2 separate regions of the Homo sapiens genome follow, and region 1 is linked to region 2. The links are chromatin contacts, found by Hi-C or POLR2A ChIA-PET in ENCODE. All regions are on one chromosome and are shown on one strand. Each heading gives the region's core, a stretch centred on a gene start or an enhancer-like site at or near the end of the contact. The rest is flanking DNA. Distances are from core to core; before and after follow the strand shown.

Region 1 (6,774 bases), core at 3,752-6,251, 39 kb before region 2:
TCAAATTGTGAAAGTTCTTTACATATTCTGGGTAGAACTCCTTTATCAGATACATGTTTTGCAAATGTTTTCTACCATTCTCTGTCTTTTCTTTCTCTTAATACTTTCACAGTTTTTCATAGCAGAAATTTATAAATTAATGAAGCCCACTTTATACTTTTATTTCTTTTATGGTTTGCATCTTTTGTTTCTTAACTTCGAAAGCTTTTCCTAACCCTAGATCACAGGATTTTCTCTTAGATTTCTCTAGGCATTTTATAGGTTTAGGTTTCACATTTAGGTCCGCAATGCATTTTGAAAACTTCCGTCTGTAAGGTTTGGGTCAAGATTCCCTTTGTCTTTTTCTTTGTTTTTTTTGTTTTGTTTTGTTTTTGTTTTTGTTTTTGACACCGTCTCTCACTTTTGTCACCCAGGCTGCAGGAGTGTGGTGGTGCGATCATGGCTCACTGCAGCCTTGAACTCTTGGGCTCAGATGATCCTCCCGCCTCAGCTGTCTGGCTCCTTTTTTTTTTTTTCACCATTTTTATTAACTTGAGAATTATTCTGTAAAGTTCTTCTACCCACTGTCACGCTCTAGATATTTTCATTAAATTTATTGATTAAACTAGGAGGAAATTATAGTCATGACAGAATTATCTTTGTACTTAAAAGCTGCATGTGTATCTTCATCTTTTTTTTTTTTTTTTTTTTTTTTTTAGACGGTGTCTTGCTCTGTCACCCAGGCTGGAGTGCAGTGGCTCAGTCTTGGCTCACTGCAGTCTCCGCCTCCTGTGTTCAAGCGATTGTCCTGCCTCAACCTCCCGAGTAGCTGGGATTACAGGCGTGCACCACCACGCCAGGCTATTTTTTGTATTTTTAGTAGAGACGGGGTTTCACCATGTTGACCAGGTGGTCTTGAACTCCTGACTTCAGGTGATCTGCTTGCCTTGGCCTCCCAAAGTGCTGAAATTACAGGCATGAGGCATGAGGCATGAGCCACTGTGCCTGGCCTATCTATTCTTACATTCTTTTTTTTTTTTCAAAGGAGACAGGGTCTTGCTCTGTTGCCCAGGCTGGAGTGCAGTGGCGTAATCATAGCTCATTGCAGTCTGGAACTGCTGGCCTTAAGCTATCTTCCCATCTTAGCCTCTTGAGTAGCTAGGACTACAGGTGAGCGACACCACTCCCAGCTGTTTTTTATTTTATTTTTTGTAGAGATAGTCTTGCCATGTTGCCTGGACTCAAGGAATCCTCTCTCCTTGACCTCCCAAAGTTGGGATTACAGGCGTCAGCCACTGTGCCTGGCCGTAGTCTTATATTATTTTATATCGTCTTAGAGATTTTTATTGGTATTTAATACAGATTGTAAGTTTTCTTCTAGTATTTTTATTTTTATGATGGGAGTTTTTCCTAGTATATTTTTGTGAGATTATTACTAGTATATAAAAAAGACTTTGGTTTTTCTACATATAATTGGTAATTGGATATATAATGTTATAACAGTGAGAAGCTATACAATTGTAATCAGAAACAGAATGAATTATAGTAAAATACTTTGTGGTACTTCAAGCATTGTTTTTGTCTTTGAAATCTGAGATTAGCAGAGATAAATATTTTTGGTTCTTAAATGCTGTGGCAAAGTGTTAAGAAAAATGGCAAAATCGATAAATACAATTTCTGCCTCCAAACAATGTAGCAGGATACTTATAATATATACTGCAGTAAGTTAAATACCATAAGTAGAAAGTTGTGGTGTGGAGTGAGGGCAGGCAGATACTAAGGCAGTTAAGAAAGGGACAAGGTCCCGGGTGTGGCTGCTCACACCTGTAATCTGAGCACTTTGGGAGGCTGAGGTGGGCGGATCACCTGAGGTCAGGAGTTCAAGACCAGCCTGGCCAACATGGTGAAACCCTGTCTCTACTAAAAAATATATAAATTAGCTGGGCGTGGTGCTGTGTGCCTGTAATCTCAGCTACTTGGGAGGCTGAGGCAGGAGAATCACTGGAACCTGGCAGGCGGAGGCTGCAGTGAGCCGAGATCGTGCTGCTGCACTCCAGTCGGGGCGACAGAGCGAGACTGTGTCTCAGAAAAGAAAGGGAGAAGAGATGTAGGAGAGGAGATATTTGAGAGAAACTTTGAAAGGGCAGTATGGTAGGATTTCAGCAAAGAGATAAAGGAGTTGTGGGGAGAGAGAACATTATATGAACTAATATTCATGGCAGCTAGATAGGAAAAGCGAGCTCTACAATGTCACAGAAGTTATGGGAGGAAATAATTTCAAGGCGTTTGATTGTGTTTATAGCTCTGACATTATATATTAAGCCTTTTTTCTTTTAGCCCTTCACTTCTTGATTTTAATATATCAGTGTATTTTGTTTTATGTTTTTTGAGACTGAGTCTCACTGTTGCCTAGGCTGGTAGGCACTGGTGCAATCACGGCTTCAACTTCTGGGCTCAGTTGATCCTCCCACCTCAGTCTCCTGAGTAACTGGGACTACAAGTGCACGACCACACCTGGCTAATTTTTTTGTATTTTTTATAGAGATGAGGTTTTATCATGTTTGCCAGGCTGGTCTCAAACTCCTGGGTTCAAGCAATCTGCCTGCCCCGGCCTCTCAAAGTGCTAGATTACAGGTGTGAGCCACCGCACCTGGCCCATCAGTGTATTTTGTAAGACAGTTTTCTACTTTAACATTTTTCTAGAGTCAGTGCATGTCTTGTATATACTTAAACAAAACAACTTTTTCATTATCTATAATAAGACTTTGTGAAGGCTGAATTATCTCTTAATGCATAACAAACTGCCCTAAAATTTTGTGGTTTGAAACAATAACCATTTTATTATATCAGATGATTTTGTGAATCACAAATTCTGGCATGATTGGCTGGGTGATTTCCTCTGCTTCACGCAGTGTTGACTGGAGTTGCTCATTGGTGTTGAGTTGGTGGCTGGTCTGGTATGGAAGGTCCAAGATGACTTTACTCACGTGCCTGTTGCTGTGTTATGTATGGCTAGATACTGAACTGAGTGAACCCTTCTCTTTCTCCAAGTTGTTTCAGGACCATTCCACATGGTCTGTTAATTAGGAAGTTGGATTTCTTACGTGGCAGCTCAGGACTCCAAGAGTCTTGACACCCAGCGACATAGGTGGAAACAGCAAGTCTTCTTATGACTTAGCTTTGGAAGTCTGAACCAATTTCTCACTGCACATACATTAGGGCACATAATGTATGTGTGTTTTGGAAAATTTCACTTGGAGCACATTCCAATTGAATTAAGATTGATAAAGCATCTGTAGGTGTGTATCTAATGATGTTAGCTAAATATACAACTTTTAAAAAATGTAGAACTTTAATTGGTTGTGTGAAAAAGTGTAACTAAGAGTATATAACAAGTACAACGAGAGTCTGGTTCCCATAGTTACATATGCCCACACATATTGTTATCATTAAGAACTATGTATATGATTTACCATTTGCATTACAGAGTATAATTTAAATTGTAATAAATAATGTAATTGTATAATGTGGACTTAGAGGTCTAAGAATGCCCCAGGTTGTATATATGTGAAACAATCACGTTTGATATAGTAGCTATAGACACACGATTCAGTGATTTAAAGTGATTTAATTCTGTAACCAGATACCACCTACAATATCTTAGTACTTCATATCTTGGTTTTATAATATGTTGAGAACAGACGAAATGCTTTTATTTCTGCTCTGGAGACCAATCTTTTCTGATAGTTTAGTGAGGAAAACCTGAGCTAAAATTTTTCACAGGCCACTTTATCATGTTATGCCTGGCATGGTTTTTATGTATATATGTATTTAAAAAAATTTTTTTTAGAGACAAGGTCTCACTCTGTTGCTCAGGTTGGAGTGCAGTGGTGTGATCATGGCTCACTGCAGCCTCAGACTCCTGGGCTCAAGTGATCCATCTGACTGAGCCTTCTGAGTAGCCAGTACTATAGGTGCGCACCACTGTGCCTGGCTAATTATTGTATTTTCCGTAGAGAAAGGGTCTCGCCATATTGTCCAGGCTGGCCTTGAACTCCTGGCCTCAAGCCATCCTCCCACCTTGTCCTCCAAAGTGCTGGGATTGCAGGTGTGAGCCACTGTTCCCAGCTGTATGTGTCCTTTTTTATTTTCCTCTTACTCTTTGTGTGTTCTTGTGACTATTGTTATTGTAGTATTTTTGTAACTCTTTGTTACTGGGTGCTTTTGTAATAAAATTCTGTTTATATTTAATAATAATAGCTACATTTGTCCAGTGCTTAAAATTAGGTATTGTGCATAGTGTTGGAAATAATGCATATGTTGCCTTGTTATAAAAATTGTAAAAGGCTGGGCGTGGTGGCTCGTGCCTATAATCTTAGCACTTTGGGAGGCCAAGGTGGGTGGATCACCTGAGGTTGGGAGTTCAAGACCAGACTGACCAACATGGAGAAACCCCGGGTCTACTAAAAATACAAAATTAGCTGGGCGTGGTGCTGCATGCCCGTAATCCCAGCTACTCGGGAGGCTGAGGCAGAGAATCGCTTGAACCCGGGAGGCAGAGGTTGCGGTGAGCTGAGATCGTGCCATTGCACTCCAGCCTGGGCAACAAGAGCGAAACTCCGTTAAAAAAAAAATTGCAGAAGACAAGTGTTATTATCTATACAGATGAGATTACTGAGGCACAACACGGTTAAGTAACTTGCTTCATGTCACTTGATCAGTTATTGGCAGAGCTAGAATTTGAGCTTAATATGTATAATTACAAAGCCTGAATTATTTCTATTATATCACAATACATTTGGGGTTTCTTTCTTTTTCATTTTCTTTTTCTTTTTTTTTTTTTTTTTTTTGAGACAGAGTCTCACTCTGTCACCCAGGCTCGAGTGCAGTGGTGTGATCCTGGCTCACTGCAGCATCAGCCTCCCAGGTTCTCATCCCTCAGCCTCCTGAGTAGCTGGAATTACAGGCGTGGGCGACCTTGCCCGGCTACATTTTGTATTTTTAGTAGAGATGGGGTTTCACCATTTTGGTCATATGACCTCAAGTGATCTGCCTGCCTCGGCATGCCAAAGTGCTGGGATTACAGCGGTGAGCCACCGTGCCCAGCCTACTGCTTTTTTTCTTATGTGGATTTAACACTTATTTATGGCCCGCTTTGTGCTTGGGTGGTGGTGGAAGAAAGGGAGATACAAAGAGGAGAACTTTCTGTTTCTTGCCTTGAGATAATTTTTAATTTAATTGGAGAGATAAATAGCTGCAATGTAAAAGACACTGCTCATTGTTGGTAATTTTGTTTTTTTTTTTTCTGTGTATTGCTTTTTTGTCTTCTATGATTGCCTTCAAATGCTTATCAATAGTAATTTCCTTCTTTTTACTTAAATCTTTTGCCTCCTGGAAACTTCATTCACATTGAGCATCACTTATATGCAAAGCACCATTCTAGGTTCTACAGAAGGTAGCAAAGAGCAAGATATGATAATTGCAAAGGAGCTTAGAAACCAGGAGGGCAGATTGAGCAGTTATACAAAAAATCAGAATTCAAATTATAGAAGAGGGAGGAGGAGGATATGATCATTTGTGATCATGGGCATCAAGGAGTGCTTAGTGGAAGAAGCTAAATTTCACCGTAATCTTACAGGATGTGTAGGATTTGGGCAGGAGGAATTGGGATGGGCAATCGCATTTTAGCTAAGGGATATATTAGTAAAAATATTGGAGTAAGACATTTGAGTAATGATGAATCAAGTAATCCGGAATCTTGTTATATATGTGGGTGAATAGTTGAAGAAAAGGCTAAAAGAAGGTGAGTCTTAACTGAAGATTCTTGAATGACATATTATGGGAGTTTTCTGTTTTTAGATAGGCAGAGGTAAGCTGAGTTGGTTTATTCATTCGTTTTAAGCAGAAGATAGTGACATGGTAAACTATACATTTAAGGAATCTTTTTTGGTCACTGTGCTTACTTGGTGGAAAGGAAAGAAACTATAGGTACGGAAACCCTTTCTTTTAAAAGCTAGTGAGAATACACTAGGTGGTGACTCTGGAAAGGGAAAAAAAGATGGAAATATTTTAACGAAGTATAAACTGAACTGGTCAAGTGATTTAGTGTTAGGGGAAAATTGAAGAAAGAAGTATTATTAGTGTTACTGAAAATTTTTTGTATTTGGATGTTGGATGAGGATGTGCCATTAACATAGAGAATTGGAAGGAGAACTTGAACTTTTTTATATTAGAAAGATGATATTTTGGTGTTAAATATTATGGAGATGAAGATGTGGAGTTTGGCAGAGGGGTTGGGTTGGGAGATTAATTTGGAGATTAGTTTGCCACAGGGTTATAGTTTACATCATGTGAGTGCATTTTTAGAGGCAATATAGAGAAGAGAGAGGAATGCCTAGGAGAGATCCTAGGTAAATGTGCAGGTTTGGATGGTGGGATTATGAGAATGAGGGAGGAGTCAGGTAGGATAGTACAGTTTCAGTGAAACTTAGGGAGAAATTTTGAGAAGGAATTGATACTGTTATGTTGCAGTGAGGTCCACGGAAAAAAGGGCTGAGAAGCCACTGGATTTTTTAGCTTTGATTAGCTGTGTTAGCGAGGGGCTGTGATAAATCACTTCTTTCCCATTTACTGTTTGTGAAGTCCTTTCTCTTCTTTTTACTGTATCCTTCATCTCCTTCAATTTTTATTTTAGTGTATGTAATTGTAATCATTTTGTAATGTAACTGCTTTTCCTTCTGCTTCAAATTCTTTACATTTCTCTTCTTCTGCCGCTGCTTGTTCTCTCATCTATTT
Region 2 (7,028 bases), core at 3,862-6,361:
TACAACATTGAGTCTTCCGATCTGTGATCATGGTATTCCCCTTCATTTGTCTTTTTATTTTCTGTCAGTAATATTTTTTGGTTTTCAGCATAGAGGTCTTGCAGATTTTTAAGATTTATTCCTGTATATTCAAGACCTCATGTTGTTAATCACCCTTTTTGAGAACATGGAAGTTTTCAGCACTTCTTAGAATATGACATTAACATTCATCCTGAGAAACTGAAACAGTATTTTGTACTCCATTTATCTTCCAACATCCCCCTTTCCCTTATCTGTGGTACTGTCATGCATATGCTAGTTATTTGGAATGTCAGAAGTTTAGTAATTAGCCATGGCACTATTCAGGAGGCTGAGGCAAGAGGATCACTAGGACCCAGGAGTTTGAGCCCAGCCTGAGCAACATAGCAAGGCCCATGTCTCTTTGAAAATGAAGAAAATCACAGCACTGCACTCCAGCCTGGGCAGCAGAGTGAGATCCTGTCTCAAAGAAAACCCCAAAAAACAAAAACAAAAGTTTAGTAATTAGGTTTTATGAAATTTAGAAAAAACTAGTTTTCCATTAATGAATGCTTGTTATTAGAATATAGTGAATATCTATTCACTATATATATATTCACAAAATATAGTGAAACTGTATATTTTGGTGGTGTCAAGTGGATCAGCCTACATACTGCTGTGTGAAATTGCTTTCACCAAAAGAATTGGTTGAGACGACATTAATTGAGCTAATGTGAGTCAGTATTCTAGGGGAAGGAAGAGCAGAGGTACCAATATTGGAATGTAGTTTTACTTAATATAAACCACAGCAAAAACAAATTGTGGATAATAAAGCCAAATTAATGTTAAAGTGTTTGCTCAGGAATCAAACTTGTTGATTTGGTCATGATGATTCCTCAGTAACTTCAGCTGCTCCTCAACTTACGCTAGGGCTGCATCCTAATAAACCTGTAAGTCAAAAATATTTTTAAGTTGAAAATGCATTTAAAACTCTGATAAGCAGCTGGGCGTGGTGGCTCACCCCTGTAATCTCAGCACTGTGGGAGGCCGAGGCAGTCGGATCACCTGAGGTCAGGAGTTAAGAGACCAGCCTGGCTAACATGGTGAAACTCCGTCTCTACTAAAAATACAAAAATTAGCTGGGCATGGTGGTGGGCACCTGTAATCCCAGCTTCTCGGGAGGCTGAGGCAGGAAGAATCACTTGAGCCCTGGAGGCGGAGGTTGCAGTGAACCGAGATCGCGCCATTGCACTCTAGCTTGGGTGACAGAGTGAGACTTGTCTCAAAAACAAAACAAAAACAAAAAACAAACAACCTCTGATAAGCCCACTGAAAAAAAAAATTGTAAGTAAGCTGAACCATCTTAAGTCCTGATGCCGCTTGACCTAACTATGAAGTTTCAACCTGATAAACCCGTAATAAAGTCAAAAAATTATGAGTTGAACCTTCTGAGTTGGGGACCATCTTGACTAAGTTCACTAGGTTCAGTTCAGTAGAACCTGCTCTTGTTATGAGATGATAATGCTTTCTACAGAGCAGAGGAAAGCAGAACTGTAGAGAAAAGTTCTGTACCTGACATCTTTGTAATTCAGTAACTATCCTTCAATTCCCTTTTCTGCCTTTTATATTCTGAAAAATCTTTGATCTAGTTAAAACTAGTCCAAAAGCAGTATTCAAAAGATCTAGAAAAATGTGGGAAGACAGAGTAGAGTGAAGATGATAGAGAAAAATGGTGCAAATCTGACTTTTATTTTTTTATTTTTTTTTTGAGACAGAGTCTAGCTCTGTCATCCAGGCTGGAGTGTAGTGGCATGATCTCAGTTCACTGAAACCTCTGTCTCCCGGGTTCAAGCGGTTCTCCTGCCTCAACTTCCTGAGTAGCTGGGACTGCAGACGCGTACCACCACACCTGGCTAATTTTTTGTGTTTTCAGTAGAGATGGGGTTTCACCATGTTGCCCAGGCTGGTCTTGAACTCCTGACTTCAGGTGATCTACCTGCCTCGGCCTCCCAAAGTCTTGGGTTTACAGGCATGAGCCACCCCGGCCTGACCTTTATTTTTTAGAATATAATATAGTTTGGAAAATACATTTAGCAGCATTAAAGACATTTATAGCTGGGTGTGGTGGCTCATGCCTGTAATCCCAGCACTTTGGGAGGCTGAGCTGGGCGGATCACAAGGTCAGGAGTTCCAGACCAGCCTGGCCAATATGGTGAAACTCCGTTTCTAATAAAAAAAATACAAAAATTAGCTGGGCATGGTGGTGGGCGCCTGTAGTCCCAGCTACTCGGGAGGCTGAGGCAGGAGAATCGCTTGAATCCAGGAGGCGGAGGGTGCAGTGAGCCGAGATTGCGCCACTGTACTTCCAGCCTGGACGACAGAGTGAGACTCCGTCTCAAAAGAAAAGGAAGAAATTCATGGTAATGCCATCCTCTAGGTAATTAAGTAGCACCATTTTTAATCGATAAAAGAGTATATATAGTAATGCTATATGTGTTTTGTATTTTCTTATATAATGATAGAAGCTGCGCACTGCAGCCATTCAGTGATGTGAATGGCAGTCCCTAGGTTGTGCAACCTGATGGTACTGACCACCAATAGCTGTGGAACCCAAACCAAGTTCATGATGAATTTGTATCCTCATGAGCCTAGTTTTCTGTTTTTGTTATTGTTCTTAAATTACAATCAGGGCAACCAAAATAATTTGCTTTAAATTCTGTAGAAACTAAAAGATGACAAATTATGTAGCTGTTTCTATGATTTTTGTAGTGATAGTGTTTATCTCTGTAATAGTATCTTGTAGCTTTCACAAATACTCATTTTTACATCTGTTCAACTTTATTAAACACATATACACAACACTGACAAAGGATTAAAACATCCCTGTTCTTTTGTCTTCGGTTTTGGAATTCTTTTTACTTGTATAATTCTGTTTTCCATCTTCATCTGTATCCTTGCAGGTTGCCTGAAAGGTTTGAAGACCATGTGGTATTATATATATTTTAACAGGTCATGTCATTTCTCTAATGCTGTGGCCCTGAGGTTAGTGATATATTAGGAAACTGTATCATGAAAGTCCGTTTGAGGATAGAAACATATGCATGGACTTTTCCCAAAGTTTGTAACCTGTCCATATCTGTTAGCTTTTGCTGTATTAAATGTATAAACAAAAGCCTCAAAACTTAGTGACTTGAAAAAAGGTTTCATTTATCACAGTTCTTTGGGCTTGCTGGACAGTTCTTGTGGTCTCTGCTAACTTAGCTGGGGCTATATGGCTTCATTCTTATGTCTGATGATTGGCAGACCAGTTGGGTCTTGGGACACCTCACTTATATGGTTGGTGGTTGATGTATGTTAGCTGGGTTGATGGCCACATTTTTCTCATCATCCCACAGGTTAGCCTGGGCTCATTTGCATGGTGGTGGTTACAGGGTTCCATTGAGTAGAAAGAGGGTAAGCCCCAGTGTACAAGCTTCTGCTTGTGTTGTGTTTGCTAATGTCCCATTGACAAAGGGAAGTCACATGGTGAAACCCAGATTCGTGTGGAAAAATAGACTCCACTTCTTTTAGGTTATTTATTCATTTTACTTTAATTTTTTTTCTTGTGACAGAGTCTCACTGTACTCCAGCCTGGACGACAGAGTGAGACTCCATCTCAAAAAAAAAGAAAGAAATTCATGATAATGCTATCCTCTAGGTAATTAAGTAGCACTGTTTTTAATCGATAAAAGAGTATATATAGTAATGTTATATGTGTTTTGTATTTTCTTATATGATGGTAGAAGTTGTGAATTATATATATTTTAACAGGTCATTGTCCAGGATGGAGTGCAGTGGTGCGATCTCGGCTCACTGCAACTTCCCAGGTTCAAGTGATTCTTGTGCCTCAGTCACCCAAATAGCTGGGATTAGGCATGTGCCACCTTGGCCTCCCAAAGTGCTCGGCCTATTTAAAAAATCCTTTAAATTTTTAATATTTGTGGGTACATAGTAGATGTATATATTTATGGGGTACATAAGATGTCTTGATACAAGCATGCAATATGAAATAAGTGCATCATGGAGAATGAGGTGTCCATCTCCACAAGCATTTATCCTTTGAGTTACAAACAATCCAGTTAACAACACTCTTTTAGTTAAAATGTGCAATTATTACTGACTATAGTCACCCTGTTGTGCAGTGAAATCGTAGGCTTTATTCATTCTTTCTTTTTTTGTGTGTGCGCATTAATAGACTCCACTTCTTGATGACAGGAGTGGCAAAATCACATTGCACAGGAGTGAGCATACAGGCCTGGGAAGAATTTGGGGCCATTTGCAGTTGACCACGTTCGTTTTAGGTTTTCTAGCATCTGTATTTCATTCAAATATTCACTCAGACATTTATTGTGCTCCTGTGTTCTACCGTAGGGATAGAAAAAGGCAAATAAAATAGGAATTTTCTCTGTCAAGAAATAAATTAGATTTCTGTCTTGTCACTATGTTTAATCAGTGTACATACTCTGGAACCCTGTACTAAGAACTGTGAGAATGTGAAAACTGGAGTAGTTGTTTTCTAACCACCCTTCCTCCACTTCCAAACTCTAAATCTTATTTTTATTGTATTGTGGTTCTAAGTTATTTCTCAGGTAACTTATGTCAAAGTGTTAACTGATGATTAAAAGTCTATTATTTTAATAATGAAACTTATTAAATCTGATCTGACTGTTAGACCTGCTTCACTGTAGAGTTGGGGCAGAACACTAGCATTTGTTGAATTTGTGCTGGGGCCATTCACTGTGTTAGGCTACTAAAAGCAATTTGATGTTTCATCTTTGAAACATTGCTTGCCTTTGTACTAAATTTTCATTTTGACCAATTGTGCCTGCCCCATGCTCCCCAAATACTTAAGAACTGATCTATACAAAATATCGTGTCAGGGACCAGATGCTCTAATAATAATCAAAAAGCTTTCCCCCTTTATTTTACTAATTTTAAAATGGATAATACTTTCGTTCTTATTTTAGTTGCCGTTATATGGGTATTTTTGAAATAAAATGTTGGTTAAATATTGCCTATTTTGATTAGAAACCATCTGCCAGAAGTGATGGATAATGGCTCCCCCTTGTGGCACAGTCATTTATGACATGTTTAGATTGCCTCAGAATGTCCTGAGCAGGCCTTGTTTTTAAAAATAAGGGACTCTCCTCCCCACCCGCTAAAAAAAACCTCAGCAGAATTGAATCAACAGCTTCTGCTCCCACCCCCCTCAATTCTTTGGCTCTAATAATGATCCTGTTTTTGTATTTTCTTCACATTGGTGCTGATACAAGCTAAAAATATCTGTATCTCCATATTTATGGTGGATCACTATGAAGGTATTCTGAGGAACTTTTAATATCTTGGAATGTTGATAGGTATACTAAAACAAGTACAAAAAAAACAGGTTTTGAAGTCCAAAATAGTGTAATGCTGGACCAAATAAGTAATATTTGTTTGCAGTGAGACTCCTCAGAAACTTTAATAGCCAGTGTGCGTGGTGAGCCTCCTAAACAAGAAGGGTTTTCCAAACTTAGTGGACTGTAGAGCTCTCTCTTCAGGGAACATGTTTTGGGAAACAGCAGGTTGTTTCAAGTGAGTCGTTCTTTGGGGTTTTTTAAAAAATTACTTGTTATTACTATATTTGCCTTTTCCCCCTTGCAGCAGTTTTCGTAATTACATAAGAGAAAACAGCAATAAGTAAAAAATCTTATAGATTTGTTTTTGGCAACATATTTCCTGTTAAGAATAGGCTACTTTTTTCCCTTTGTAGCAAGCCCACCTCAGAATCCTAAAGTGTTTTTTTTAAAGATTACATTATATAAGTCGAATATTAGTTTAAACAATTATTTCATTTTATGTTAACCAAAGCTTCTCAGATTTTGGTATTGACACTTACTGGCAATGGGTACAATAGGTCTCCTACTTCTGCTTTCTTTTTTCCCTTCATAATATTTATAGAGAATATACAAGGGGAAAAGTGAAAATGTGGCCATGATGGTCATGGGGTTTTGTGGGGAGGGGGAGGAGATTTAGATTAAATATGTTATATTTCTTCTGAAGGCCACTATTTAAATATAAGCTTTTCCACAAATACATAATTATCATGCCTGTCTTTTATTGTGTTCTGACACATCTATATACCTAAATCAAGAGGAACTATATGTATAATCTTTGTAATTCAGTGCATTTCTTTTTTTAGAAAGCAAGTATATTCTATTATTATTTTTTATTTAGTTAACTTATTTTTTGAGACTGAGTTTCACTTTTATCACCCAGGCTGGAGTGCAGTGGTGCGATCTCGCTGGCTGCAACCTCCGCCTCCTGGGTTCAAGCATTCTCGTGCCTCACTCAGCCTCCTGAGTAGCTGGGATTACAGGCACCTGCCACCATGCCTGGCTAATTTTTGTATTTTTAGTAGAGACGGGGTTTTGTCATGTTGGCCAGGCTGGTATCAAACTCTTGATCTCAAATGATCCTCCCGCCTTGGCCTCCCAAAATGCTGGGATTACAGGCGTGACGCCTGGCGTATATTTTAAAGCAGTGACATGTTTTGACTTTTTTTCAGGTTAATTTTTTAACTACACCAGAAAACTGGTTTGATTAATGTTTACTGGAGTGAATAAAAGCAAATATAGTAAGCTCACATTGAGCGTCATCAGGATGTGAGGTTTTCCAGATAGGCTATTTTTTTAGTTAATGGAAACGTAGTTTTAAGTATTAAGATTTTATAAAAATATCTTCATTGCTGAACATATGCAACATAATGTCACTTTATTTTCAGTATTGGTTTGTCATTATGATACAATACTGATGCCTTAGGGCAGCTGCAGCTGTGCTTACCCTTTTTCCTTCCTTCCCCTTCTAAATATGTGGTTTCTTGTCCTTTATGATTTTAGAGAGTAGTTACGATTGTGCCTAATATAGGAACTGATAGGTAAGAAGAAGAACTTTTATGAGCCATGGTCTTTGTGACATTTACTGTGATTATTTAGAGATTCTTTTAATCCTTA

What was found. Hi-C counts contacts between places; a loop is a spot of excess contacts on that map. ChIA-PET counts read pairs that join two places held with the same protein, here RNA polymerase II (POLR2A). Pooled maps may share reads with other maps.
Region 1: a loop to region 2 is called in a map of B cell, with 2.1 times the contacts of the local background. The contact joins two enhancer-like sites. A Hi-C loop is called at or near these places in 9 of 168 maps with a recorded cell type or tissue (B cell, CD4-positive, alpha-beta T cell, IMR-90 and 6 more), 4 of 37 single-sample maps with no recorded cell type and 2 of 50 pooled maps. POLR2A ChIA-PET finds 5 or more read pairs at or near these places in 17 of 52 experiments (A549, CD4-positive, alpha-beta T cell, GM12878 and 13 more).

Annotation. Positions count from the first base shown.
Region 1 is chr7:77,715,955-77,722,728 of GRCh38, forward strand. The region is part of intron 1 of RSBN1L (round spermatid basic protein 1 like); the gene reads left to right. Among named protein-coding and RNA genes, the nearest start is that of RSBN1L, 23 kb to the left of the region's middle. Within about 2 kb of position 5,002, at least 2 of the 41 ENCODE cell types and tissues checked have a DNase peak (open chromatin) inside an H3K27ac peak, as active enhancers do.
Region 2 is chr7:77,754,385-77,761,412 of GRCh38, forward strand. All of the region lies in intron 3 of RSBN1L (round spermatid basic protein 1 like), which reads left to right. Among named protein-coding and RNA genes, the nearest start is that of TMEM60, 41 kb to the right of the region's middle. Within about 2 kb of position 5,112, at least 5 of the 41 ENCODE cell types and tissues checked have a DNase peak (open chromatin) inside an H3K27ac peak, as active enhancers do.